Linked DNA regions of Homo sapiens: region 2 is linked to region 1. Evidence: chromatin contacts called from ENCODE Hi-C data. All regions are on one chromosome and are shown on one strand. Each heading gives the region's core, a stretch centred on a gene start or an enhancer-like site at or near the end of the contact. The rest is flanking DNA. Distances are from core to core; before and after follow the strand shown. Region 1 overlaps LOC124905248 (a long non-coding RNA gene). Region 2 overlaps LINC02154 (long intergenic non-protein coding RNA 2154).

Region 1 (5,896 bases), core at 1,855-4,354:
GCTCACTATTTTGGGTTAATGGATGCTTCTGCTAATATGCTGACCTTTTCAATCAATACATTTAGCTTCAGGCATTCTTGAAGTCAGTTCTGTATGCCGACTCTTCAGCAGCCTCTGCATTAGATTAGAACCTTCCTTCCCTCATCAATATACCAATTTTAGATGCCAATTTGCAAAGGCATTGTTTTATAAAACAATTACTTTAACCTTAGTGGCTTGAAATTTCACCAGACATTCCAAAATCTTCTAAAATTTAAAATGTCTCTATTCTTATAAAGCTACCTACAGGAAGATAATTTTTTAGGAAAACCTGGTCTGGGCTACATACCTATTCTTAAGACAAGCAAGATTCTTCATTATAGTCAAGATTGATTGACCTGTCTGTCGAACAGACTACTGTAGGATAAAGCTTTATAAATAAATGACTAGCATGGATTTTTATCTCACCACCACCTTTTATTTTAGTGTTTGAAATCATGAGTGCTAATAGTATAGTTTATCATGATAGAAGCATATTTTAGACTTCTAAGTTTTAAACCTTAAATTTTCTCAATGCACCATAAAATAGAGCAGTGTGGTTTGCATTGACTTAAGTAGAAATTGGGCATTTTTATTCTGGTGAAAAAGTGCCTGAGCTTGGAAACGGATGGTGGATATAGATCTTAGCACTACTGCTTATAGCGTGGAAGGTCTTGGATGAGCTACTTAAATTCAGAAACAATTCACTTAATCACTGAAACTAAAATTTTCACATCTGTAAAATGTTAACTTATTCTTAGCACTACATGAGAGACCTGAAGAGTGTATCTTACAGAGTATTAAAGAATTTAAATGCGAAATGTCTTTTAAAATATGCAGATTGAAACTTATTAGAACACCAGGTGGGTGGCCAGGCTTGGTGGCTCACACCTGTAATCCCAGCACTTTGGGAGGCTGAGGCAGGAGGGCTGCTTGAGGCCAGGAGTTCAAGACCAACCTGGCCAACATAGTGAGACCTCGTCTCTAAACTAAATAAATAAATAAACACCAGGTGGAAATAATGGTGGTGAATAAAGCACACTAGTTGTCATTACCACATTTCTAAGTAGGGACCAATGCAATTGCCCCTACATAGTAATACACATTACATTGCACATGTCTATTAAGTTCTTGTGTCCAGTTTCCCAGGAAATGCAAAAGATACAGGTGAGATGAGAAAGTAATGATCCTATGAAGACTTGTGAGTTTTTAAAAAACACTGAAAGGATTTGTATAAAAAACGAGAGATCCTCAAGTTTTAAAGGTTGATGGCAATATAGAGTGGGAAGAGCAAGTCTGGGCCCAGTCATGGAGACACTAGAGAACTAGGAAGACAGAATGAAGAAAGAGAGCTATTTCTTCAAGTTATTTGTAAGAAAGGAAAAGAGAAGATGTCCAGGTAGTAGGACTAGGATGAGGTAGTGAAGCAAAACTGAGTCTCTGAACTCTTATCTGACTAGGGACTTGATTTTTCCAGAAAGTGGGGTAATACTGAATGTACACTTGGATACCTATTATTCTAAGCTAGGTTTTGGGGGCTGTTATCAGCTAATATTTGTATAGTGTTTTTCACCTCACCAATCATGTCAAGTAGGCATTGCCTATCCATTTTATAAATTTTACATCCATTTTATAAATGAACAGACAATGGACTCAAAGATGGTGGTGACTTTAATGTCACTCTGGCTGAGACTGCTTGTTGCCTACCTAATATTCACTTTTCCTTACATCTTTAGTCAATGAGTCCTGATATTTTTCAGGGTGGCAGCCTAACTAAAAGAGTATATTTCCCAGCTAAGCATGGCATTATAACTGAATTCTGTCCAATATGAAAGCTATTGGGTGTCACTTCCGGAAAGACTCCTTAGAAAGGAATAGGACGTGCCTCTTCTTGCCTTACCCCTTTTACCTTCCTGTTCCCTGGAATGTAGATGTGATGGCTGCAGCCAGAGTAGCCATATTGTGACACTGAGGATGCAAACCATGTATGTATGAGAATGGTGAAGCAGATAGAAGGACTCTGACTGCCCAGTGACTTTGTTAAGGTACTACATCGGCCTGGACTGACCACCTCTGGCCCTTTTTTTTTTTTTTTTTGGAGACTGAGTCTCACTCTGTCACCCAGGAGGCTACAGTGCAGTGGCATGATCTTGGCTCACTGCAACCTCTGCCTCCAAGGTTCAAGCAATTCTCCTGCCTCAGCCTCCCGAGTAGCTGGGATTACAGGTGTGTGCCACCATGCCAGGATAATTTTTTTTTGTATTTTTAGTAGAGGCGGGGTTTCACCATGTTGGCCAGGCTGGTCTCGAACTCTTGACCTCAAGTGATCCGCCTGCCTCAGCCTTCCAAAGTCCTGGGATTACAGGTGTGAGCCACCATGCCTGGCCTCACCTCTGGACTTTTTAATAATCCCTGGAGGCTATCAGAGTTTATTAAAACACCCAGAGGTTAGGATTAGACCAAATGCAGTTGGTCTAATCATAACCAACATGGTCACATAGCTAGGACTTGTAGAGCTTGGACTGTAAGACATCTAACTTTTGCTATTTCCATTCTGGACATGCACCCAGGCAGGTCATTTAAAGACAATATTTAAGTGGAAGAATAATCAAGATGTAAAACCACTCAAATAGTTTCATAAATACTTTTTGGGGAGCATAGAAGTTACTGGTCTTATAGAAGCCCTGTTGTAGAAAACTGTTTATTGTTCAGTTCTCGCTTTAGAAGTTTAAAACACATTTAGGTTTTCTCTTCTCTCGTTTATTTCAATGACTTTCCCTCCTTATCTGACTGTTAGTCTTGTTGGAATCTGGTCATGTGGTTGCTTTGTCTGGATTGTGAGAAATATAAGAATGCGCAAAGCCAGTGTAGTCTTCTCACCCAGCCGACTAACACATGACTCATGCATTCCAGTAAAGGTGGAGCAGGCCTGGCCACCAAAACCTGACCCCTGAGTCATTTCAATCAACTGCGAATGCCCAGGCAGCTGCATGCATTTGCTGAAACATTCTTTGGAAGGCATATGCTAATCCTTTCTTCCTAGATATAAATATTAACTCATCCATGCCTGTAGCACTTGTGGTCTCTGAACCCTACTTTTGGAATGCAGTTGGGGATATCAAGTTTGCAGGCTTGAGACACTGCCAGGTGACAGTTTGCTTCATTTTTCCATGGCCTTATTTAATCCTTTATTACTTTTTTTTTTGGTAGCACATGGCATTCATTTATGCACCCCTGGATGAGCAAAGTTCTTTGGCAGTTAACCTGAGTGACAAGGCACAAATCAATGGTCACTTCTTCCTTTCACAATAGGAAATTCTTGACTTAACCCTACTAGTTTCTTTCCAGCAGGGATGCAAGAGGTTACTGAGAACAGTGTCGATAACCTTGCATGATGTGCTATTTCTTTTTTCTTTTGATTAGGCTGTTTGCCCCCTTCATCATACCCTTACAAAATCATCCTCATATTTGTGTCATTAACCCTTTAACTGATTTCAACACACTTCCAGGAAGATTCAGTGGGTGTTTCAATCTACCATTTTGCAAGAGTGTCTCTTCTTACCTATCCATAAGCATAACTAATCTTTCTTTCATATCAATCTGTACTAATAGTACATTTGTAGCTCGTGGAATCTAATAAGGATTATGTAAATTTCTGCCTATTGATTTTTTTAGGTCCTCCAAACTAGATAAAAGGAAAGACTTTTATTTTCTGATGTCCCATTTAATAATTCAGTCTTCTTTTTCTGCAACTTAAACTCCATATCTATTATAATCTCTGCTTCATATAATAGCTGTTCTCATAGATACTTCAAGATTTTTTTCAGAAGGTCAAACAAGAGCTTCCTGCAAGATATAAAGGTGAGAGAACATTTAAACAGGCATCTCCAGTCATTGATAAGTTACTTGCTTCTTTGAAAATTCCAATTATCTTTGTGTACATGTTTTAAATTGCAGACGTTGTATTGGATAGAGATATCAGATTCACTGGGAAAGAGAGTGAGGGGCTAAATTTATTTTAGCTGAGATTTCTGCCACAGGCTCTTCAAGTTGAGCACCTTCTCTCAGTGGGTAGAGAGGCTAATTTAGCTTCAAAAATGATGATTTTCACAACACAAATGCAATGTACCATGAATTTCACTAGTTTAGAAAGCTAGATATTATATACTTGTGTTTTAAGAGTTCCAAGAAAAGGAGCCATTAACCATCTTACTTTTATCAATCAAAATAATTAAATTGAAAATAAAATGAAATTTTCTGAGTAAATCAGTTGTAATAATTGCTCTGTGATTTATGAAATATGAGTGGGCTGTTGAGAAATACACTCTCTAGTTGATGGACCATATATTATGCTAGCTGTTCCTTAAGGCTGCTCTTCTGAAAGCAAATCTATTTGCTGAAAGAAGTGGACTGAAATGGGAAACAAATTGTGCACTAGAAGGCACTAGAATTATGAATGTCAGCCTGGAATGGAAAACATATATTTCAGAAACATGCTTATTGGGAGAATAGACAAAGCATGAGGTCATAGGAAGGAAGGGCAGAGATGGGGAATAAATGATTAATAAAAAGCTTCTGAATGCTCTGTGGAACAACTCCAAATCCTTTCATAGATCAGTTTTACATTGCCTTAACTTTCCAGTGGGGGCATGGGGAGGCCCATGGGCATTTTAGAAAATTATAAAGTTTGCATTCATTTTTTCACGATTAGTATTTTCCCTTATTCTTCATTGCCTCTTCCTGAACATTCTCTATGGTATTATTAGAACTCTTATTAAAAACAAAAAACCTCTTTCCAGCTCATGCCATTTCATCCCTGTCCCACCTTCTGTCTCTCCTACTGACCTCCTGGTAACTCCCCAACATTGATGGAAGACTTTTGCACCTTACTCACAGTCTTCCTTCCCACCTCAAAACATGTTGTTATCCTGGGTAGCTTCAGCATAGTAATTAGCTATATTATTTTGGGGACTACCACTGAGGCAGGAGAATAGGGCCTGAAGGCAGAGAACCTAAGGACTTCCTAGAACTAAATCAAATGGAAACACTTCAGCTGTGACAGGAAATAGCCTCTTCATTTACATAGGGCATACAATGAGTAAATGACTGATATGGTTTGGCTGGGTCCCCACCCAAATCTCAACTTGAGTTGTATCTTCCAGAATTCCCATGTGTTGTGAGAGGGACCCAGGGAAAGGTAATTGAATCATGGGGGCTCGTCTTTTCCATGCTATTCTTGGGATAGTGAATAAGTTTCAGGAGATTCATGGGTTTATCAGGGGTTTCTGCTTTTGCTTCTTCCCCATTTTTCTCTTGCCGCCGCTATGTAAGAAGTGCCTTTTGCCTCCCGTCATGATTCTGAGGCCTTCCCAGCCATGTGGAACTGTAAGTCCATTTAAACCTCTTTTTCTTCCCAGTTTTGGGTATGCCTTTATCAGCAGTGTGAAAATGAACTAATACAATGACTTCGTAACTTTACTTTATCCTCTTCATTTACATATGATGTACACCGAGTAAATAACTTTGTAACTTCACTTTAGTTTCTTCATTTACATAGGGCGTATACTAAACAACCAATGGAAACCTCTAGAGGGTATTTAAACCCCAGAAAATTCTGTAACTGGGCTCTTGAGCTGCTTGCTCAAGCTGCTCCCACCCTGTGGAGTGTGCTCTGCTTTTCAAGAAATCTCTGCTTTTGTTGCTTCATTCTTTCCTTGCTTTGTGTGTTTTGTCCAATTCTTTGTTCAAAACGCCAAGAACCTGGACACCCTCCACCAGTAACAGTCTGATATTTACCCTCCTTCTAACTTCCTTCTGAAAAACTACCTCTTCCCTGACTCGTTTCCTTACTGTAACTTGCAGCATTTATCACTGTTGT
Region 2 (5,896 bases), core at 1,539-4,038, 130 kb after region 1:
TATTTCCATTTTATATTCTAGATACACAGATTATATGCTGTATTCCTCATTGGCATTGCATGCCCCAGATCACAGAACATTGCCTCCCCTCATCATGATTTGGGAACATTCTATTTCACTGCAATTACAGTTTCCAGGAATGACAGCTGCTGAATAATTACAGGAAAATTACTTTAGTTCTCTATAGAATTTACAAGTTCCCGAACCTGACATTTATTGAGATGGTAACTCTCAATGTGTAGAGCCAGGTTAAAGATAAAAATTTTAAAAAATATATTTTTATTTAAAAAAATACACACATATGTAAAATACTTCTTTTGGATTTCTTGGCTGCCTTACAGCATCAGACATAGGAAAAATTCGTCTTCTCTGAATTATCTATGTAACCATTTCTTTTTGTTTTATTCATCTATGATTGTAATTTTTTAAAATATGTAATTTATAGATCCTCCCTAGAAGGAAAGGTTAGAATAGATGATAAATAATTTCAAAGGTCCATTTTAGCTTTAAGAATGTAAGCGTATCTAAGAAAAAGTGCCTTGCGGGGCCAAAATGAGGAGTCTTAGGGCTTGTCTAGAGTCCTTGGATCAGCTAAGGCATGTCCTTCTGGGCAGGAGCTAACTCTCTCCTAAACAGCCACCTTGAGTAAAATGTCAGTTATCTTGTGAAGGATGGAATGAGTGATAAGAATGCCCTGGAGCCCAGGCTATTTGGGATAGGGAGATAGGATTTTCTGAGCAAATATCAAAGAGAACCCTTGGGCAGAACCCTTGGTGTGTGGTCAATCCATGAAGGTGTCACAGAGTTGCAATAGAAATGTGTGTAAGGAGTGGGGAGGCGGGGTCCTAGAAGGAGGATTCCTCTTTGGGGGCCACTTTATATAAGTACATAGATCTCAACAAGGAGACAGTAAAGCCTGGACAAATGGAAAGGAATGTTACCAGGCTCCCTTCCATCACCATGTGGCATGTTTGAGAAATCAGAGCCTTAGAGGCCTACAGTAGAGCTGAGTCTCAATCAAAATGCAATTGAGAAAAGGAGAAACACACCTGTTATTTTAATCTTAATATTGAATATAGAGACTCAGTTAAATAGGCATTAGAGGACTGAAAAGAGAAGGTGGGAACACGGAGGTAACAGAGGTAGCTGCTACTACTGAAGACAACAGCCACTCCCAGGCCTGCGGGGAAAAAAAAAATGGAAGAACTTGGGGTTAACAGAACCTAAAATCTATGAGGCGAACCCTCGAAGGGCTGGGGCCCAGGCCTCTGAGGAAGTAGCTCTCACTCAATCAGCTGGTGCTGGTACCTTTAAGGGTCGAAAAATAATGCAGGTAATAATAATAATAATTTAGGTAGCAGTTTGATGTTTTAGTTCTACAAAAAAAAAGTGAGAAGTGCCTTTTCCTAGACGGAAACAAACATTTTCTTTTGCTATAAAGGGAATGGGAAGTAGGATTAGGACCTCACACCACGGAAGTTCAGAATGGTTTAAGTGTTTGTAAGGAACGGAAAAAACTAAGCATGGTCATGGAGGAATTTTAAGGAAATAGAAACTATTGCTTCACCTCCTTTTTCCTGGAATGTGTCAGTGTGTATTGCCATATAAATATATTAATAAATATGCATGTAATATCTGTGTTAAAGGTTGCATTAGTTCCTACTTATCTACCCCCATTCACTCAAATCCAAAAGACATATGGACATCAACTTCCTGTTTCACTTAGTGAAATCAGGAAACTCTTATTCATTTTTCATAACATTTTATTTATTATTATTATTGTATTATTATTGTTTTGAGACAGAGTCTCACTCTGTCACCCAGGCTGGAGTGCAGTGGCATGATCTCAGCTCACTATATATAGTATATAGTAAAACCCTGTCTCTACTAAGAAAAAGACAGAGTCTTGCTCTGTTGCCCAGGCTAGAGTGCAGTGGCATGATCTCAGCTTACTGCAACCTCTGCCTTAGTGGTTCAAGTGATTCTCGTGCCTCAGCCTCCCAAGTAGCTGGAATTACAGATACCCACCACCATGCTCGCTAATTTTTGTATTTTTAGTAGAAACGGGGTTTCGCCATGTTGGCCAGGCTGGTCTTGAACTCCTGACCTCAAGTGATCCACTCGCCTCGGCCTCTGAAAGTGCTGGGATTACAGAAGAGAACCACCATACCCGGCCTAAAGGTGCTTTTATGACCCCAAATAGGATGAATCATAAAGGAAACATTCGAAGCTTCAAACACGGGATTAAAATTTGGATAAAATGAAAAAAATGAAAGAATATTGTAAAAGGTTCTAAATTATATTCTTGGTTTTGTTTTAGCCAATGGCATCCTCTTTTGAACTATTGGATCTGCTTTTTAATATTTATGTTTTAAGAAGGGTTCCTGTTTGGATGAAGTACAACTGGAAAACCATGTGGTTATAACAAAACTTCTCTGGAGGTCGTGTACTTAATTTCAAGACAAGTTCCTCAGAGAAAATCGCCTTTTGAGCTTTGAGCTTCTAGTCTTAAAGATTCAAATTATGATAATAATATCACAGATGCACATAATAATATGTTGAGAAAATTGCTCCCACTTTATTCTGGACTGTTTCAGAAGTAGTCTCTACCAGTAATCTTTTTATTCATAGTTAGGCTCACAGCTAGTTTCATGTCACATGTCCTCTTCGGACAAACCCAGGAAATAATTCTAAATCCTGTAACTTCTGAGTAGTAAGGTTGGATTGTGTTTCATCATAATGCCTAGCATTTATCATATCCAGAGGATGTATAAACTGGTTCTACAAAAAAGACCTGACACACCTTGTGAATAAGCACTTTCCTCATGTACAGCCTGTTGAACTGATGCTGTTAATGGGAAGGTAGATTTAGAATCCATTGAGCTCAAGCCAAAAAAATACTGCAAAATATTCTCTTACAATTTTCCCTTTGCAGTTTTCCAGCTGGGATCTTTGCCTGTTGTTTATATGGTAAAGCTCCTGAAAGCATTTCCATCTCAAGCTTCTTCCCTTTCAATTTGATCCTAGATTTTCCAAAAAGAAACCTTTCCAAGAGTCACAGATGTAAAATAACCAGTCATCCTCATTTCCTGGGACTTGAGACTTTCAGTGCTTAAACTGGGCAAGTCGCTGGCAAACTAGGATGAGTTTGTTATAGGGGCACATGATGGTGGCTTCCATGCAGGCTTTGAGTAAAAACTTCTTCAGCAGGTCTCCTTATTGCCTGGGTTCAGTCTCTCTGTATAGCAATATCTTTTAACAGTTGTTATATAAAAGCACGTAATTTTCTTTTTATCCAAATATATGTTTTAATTGTTTAACACAGGGATCATCAAACCCTGCCCTTACCTGGTTTTCACAGACAGGGGCCAGGGTCTTGCTCTGTCACCCAGGCTGGAGTGCAATGGCATAATCATAGCTCACTGCAGCCTCAAACCCCTGGGCTCAGGCTTTCCTCCCGCCTCAGCCTCCAGAATTGCTGGGACTACAGGTGTGTGCCAACGCACTGGCAAATTGTTTTTATTTTTTACTTTTGTACAGACAGGGTCTTGCTGTGTTGCCCAGGCTGGTCTCAAACTCCTGGCTTCAAGCAATCGTCCTGTCTCAGCCTTCCAAAGTGTTGGGATTACAGGCATGAGCCACTGTGCCTGGCCCTATTTTTCACATTTTTAAATGATATTTTTTTAAAGATTTTGCAATTTTCTTTTCTGTGGCTTACCTTCAAAGCCTAAAATAATTGCTATCTGCCTCTTTACAGAAAAATTTGCTGATCTCCAGTATAAGATATATTTAGCTATAGAAAACAGCCAAAACACTAGGCCCATTTTCCTGATATGATCAAATTTATGTCTGAATTACAAATTGCCAAAAAAACTTTATAAATTCTTTTTCATTTTGCCATACAGTGCTTTATAAATTTATGAAAAATATACAATGTTAAACAGTTTAATATTTTTCTAAGTTCATAATTATGACTCATTTTTCTAAGTTGAACAGAAACAGTAGAAATCATAACCAAGCCCCCTCATTTTACAGGTGAATAAACTGAGGCTGGGAAGAGTAAAGGAAGAGCTCACCCACAGAGCTCACCCACAGCTGGTGGGGAAAGAGCCAGAACTAAGAACCCCACCTGGATCCCAGCATTCTTGCATTATAGTTCCCCAGGAGGACTTTATCATACAGGATGGCAATTTAAAAAGTGAATCATTGCTAAATTGTTACATACCAAACTTATTCTCCTGGGCTATTCCTGCCTTCCACCTCCCCTCAAGGCCAACACAGGGAAATGTCCCTACTATCTCTATGGGGCAATATTTTCCCATTTTACCTGCCAATTCTGTTGCCTATGATGGTCTGTGCTTTAGATCTGAGTTTTCAGCCAGCCTTCCCACCATGGCAGTATGTTTGAATTGCCTGGCGTGTGTGTGTGTGTGTGTGTGTGTGTGGTTGTTGTTGTTTTGTTTTAATATCAATACCTGGGCCTTATCCTCTTATATTCTCATTCAACCAGTCTGAGCAGGGCCTAAGAAATGAGTATGCCTTTAGGGCCCAATTGATTCTAATAGGAACCACTGTGTTAGACTACATAACACTGTGTTTTACAGGAAGCAAAAATATTTTTACAAATGGTAAAGTGTCTTCATCAGAGAGTGAAGTGAATTTGAAAGTGCTTTAGGCTTGATGAATTCCGATACAATAGGGTAATTTTGATCAAAAACTTTTAAGAACAAAACTGTATATCATGTAGACCATAACTTAAGATAGTTGAAGGTAAACTGAGACAATTAATTTGGTCTCCATTTTATATTCTTCTTTATAAAGTCCATTATAATCACCTGCAATTTTTTTTACTGGCATACAAAATCTACTTTAACCTGTGGAAAAGATAGTTATCAAAATTGTATACTAATGGATATAACAACCAGTGACCAATAATCTTTAGTGCTTTGGATCTGGAGTGGTTTGGTCAACATGTAGTTACTTGGGTAGAATAACTTGCACCTAAGGAAAACCATATGTTTCTCTAGACGTATCTATCTATCTAGGCATATATATATGTATACATACAATTACAAATATTTTGATTTGTAAATATTGAGCTGAAAAAAATTTAAGCCAGGCGAACATGATATTAAACACAAAGCTAATACAACATGTGATTTTAAATGTAAATTTGATTTTATATATAATATATAATGTTATATATAATATATATAATTGAACAACATATAGTGTGTCCCAGTGTGTCATTTTCCAAGAGGTTATAAATATTTCCAAGTGAGGAGGAAGAATTCTTCAATCAAATTTTATGCCATTTGGAGCATATTTAAGACTTAGCTGAGCGTGAAGTAAAAGACATATTGTTGGCTGTAAGAAAGTCAAATTACTGCATGTAGGAAAATTTTTACCCCTCAGTGCTCAATATACAATTTTCTCAAACTTTACACCCACTGCTTAGATAAAATCTTTCAATATTGCAGCCAAGGATGAGAAATTTTAATTTCGGCCCTGTTCTTTGTCAAGAACTGTTCAATATTCTAAATCAATATAGTGATCATGGGGCTATAAGTCCCTCGAGGTGCCCATTTATCAATAGCAATTTGACTCAGTAAGAATTTGTAAACTAGCTTCACAAAGAAGGCCACAGACTAGAGTTCCTCAGCCTTGACACTGTTGACATTTTGAGCCAAATAAGTCTTTATCGTAGGTGCTGTCCTGTGCATCGTAGCATCTTCAGCAGCATCCCTGGACTTGATCCACTAAATGCCAGTGGCACCCCCTCACCCAATTGTGACCACAAAAAATGACTCCAAACATTGCCACGATTCCTGGGGGGCAAAATCACCTCCAGTTGAGAGCCATTGCTATAGAGCATAGAACACTGGTCTCAAACTTC

The links. A loop is a pair of places that touch in the nucleus more often than their neighbours do. Pooled maps may share reads with other maps.
Region 2: a loop to region 1 is called in a pooled map, with 2.5 times the contacts of the local background. The contact joins two enhancer-like sites. A Hi-C loop is called at or near these places in 4 of 168 maps with a recorded cell type or tissue (Caco-2, Calu3, PC-9 and 1 more), 1 of 37 single-sample maps with no recorded cell type and 5 of 50 pooled maps.

The regions. Positions count from the first base shown.
Region 1 is chrX:13,395,704-13,401,599 of GRCh38, reverse strand. All of the region lies in intron 1 of LOC124905248 (a long non-coding RNA gene), which reads left to right. Among named protein-coding and RNA genes, the nearest start is that of LINC01203, 63 kb to the right of the region's middle. Within about 2 kb of position 3,104, at least 7 of the 41 ENCODE cell types and tissues checked have a DNase peak (open chromatin) inside an H3K27ac peak, as active enhancers do; they include PC-9, where a contact is called at or near this core.
Region 2 is chrX:13,267,408-13,273,303 of GRCh38, reverse strand. All of the region lies in intron 1 of LINC02154 (long intergenic non-protein coding RNA 2154), which reads left to right. Among named protein-coding and RNA genes, the nearest start is that of LINC02154, 33 kb to the left of the region's middle. Within about 2 kb of position 2,788, at least 2 of the 41 ENCODE cell types and tissues checked have a DNase peak (open chromatin) inside an H3K27ac peak, as active enhancers do; they include PC-9, where a contact is called at or near this core.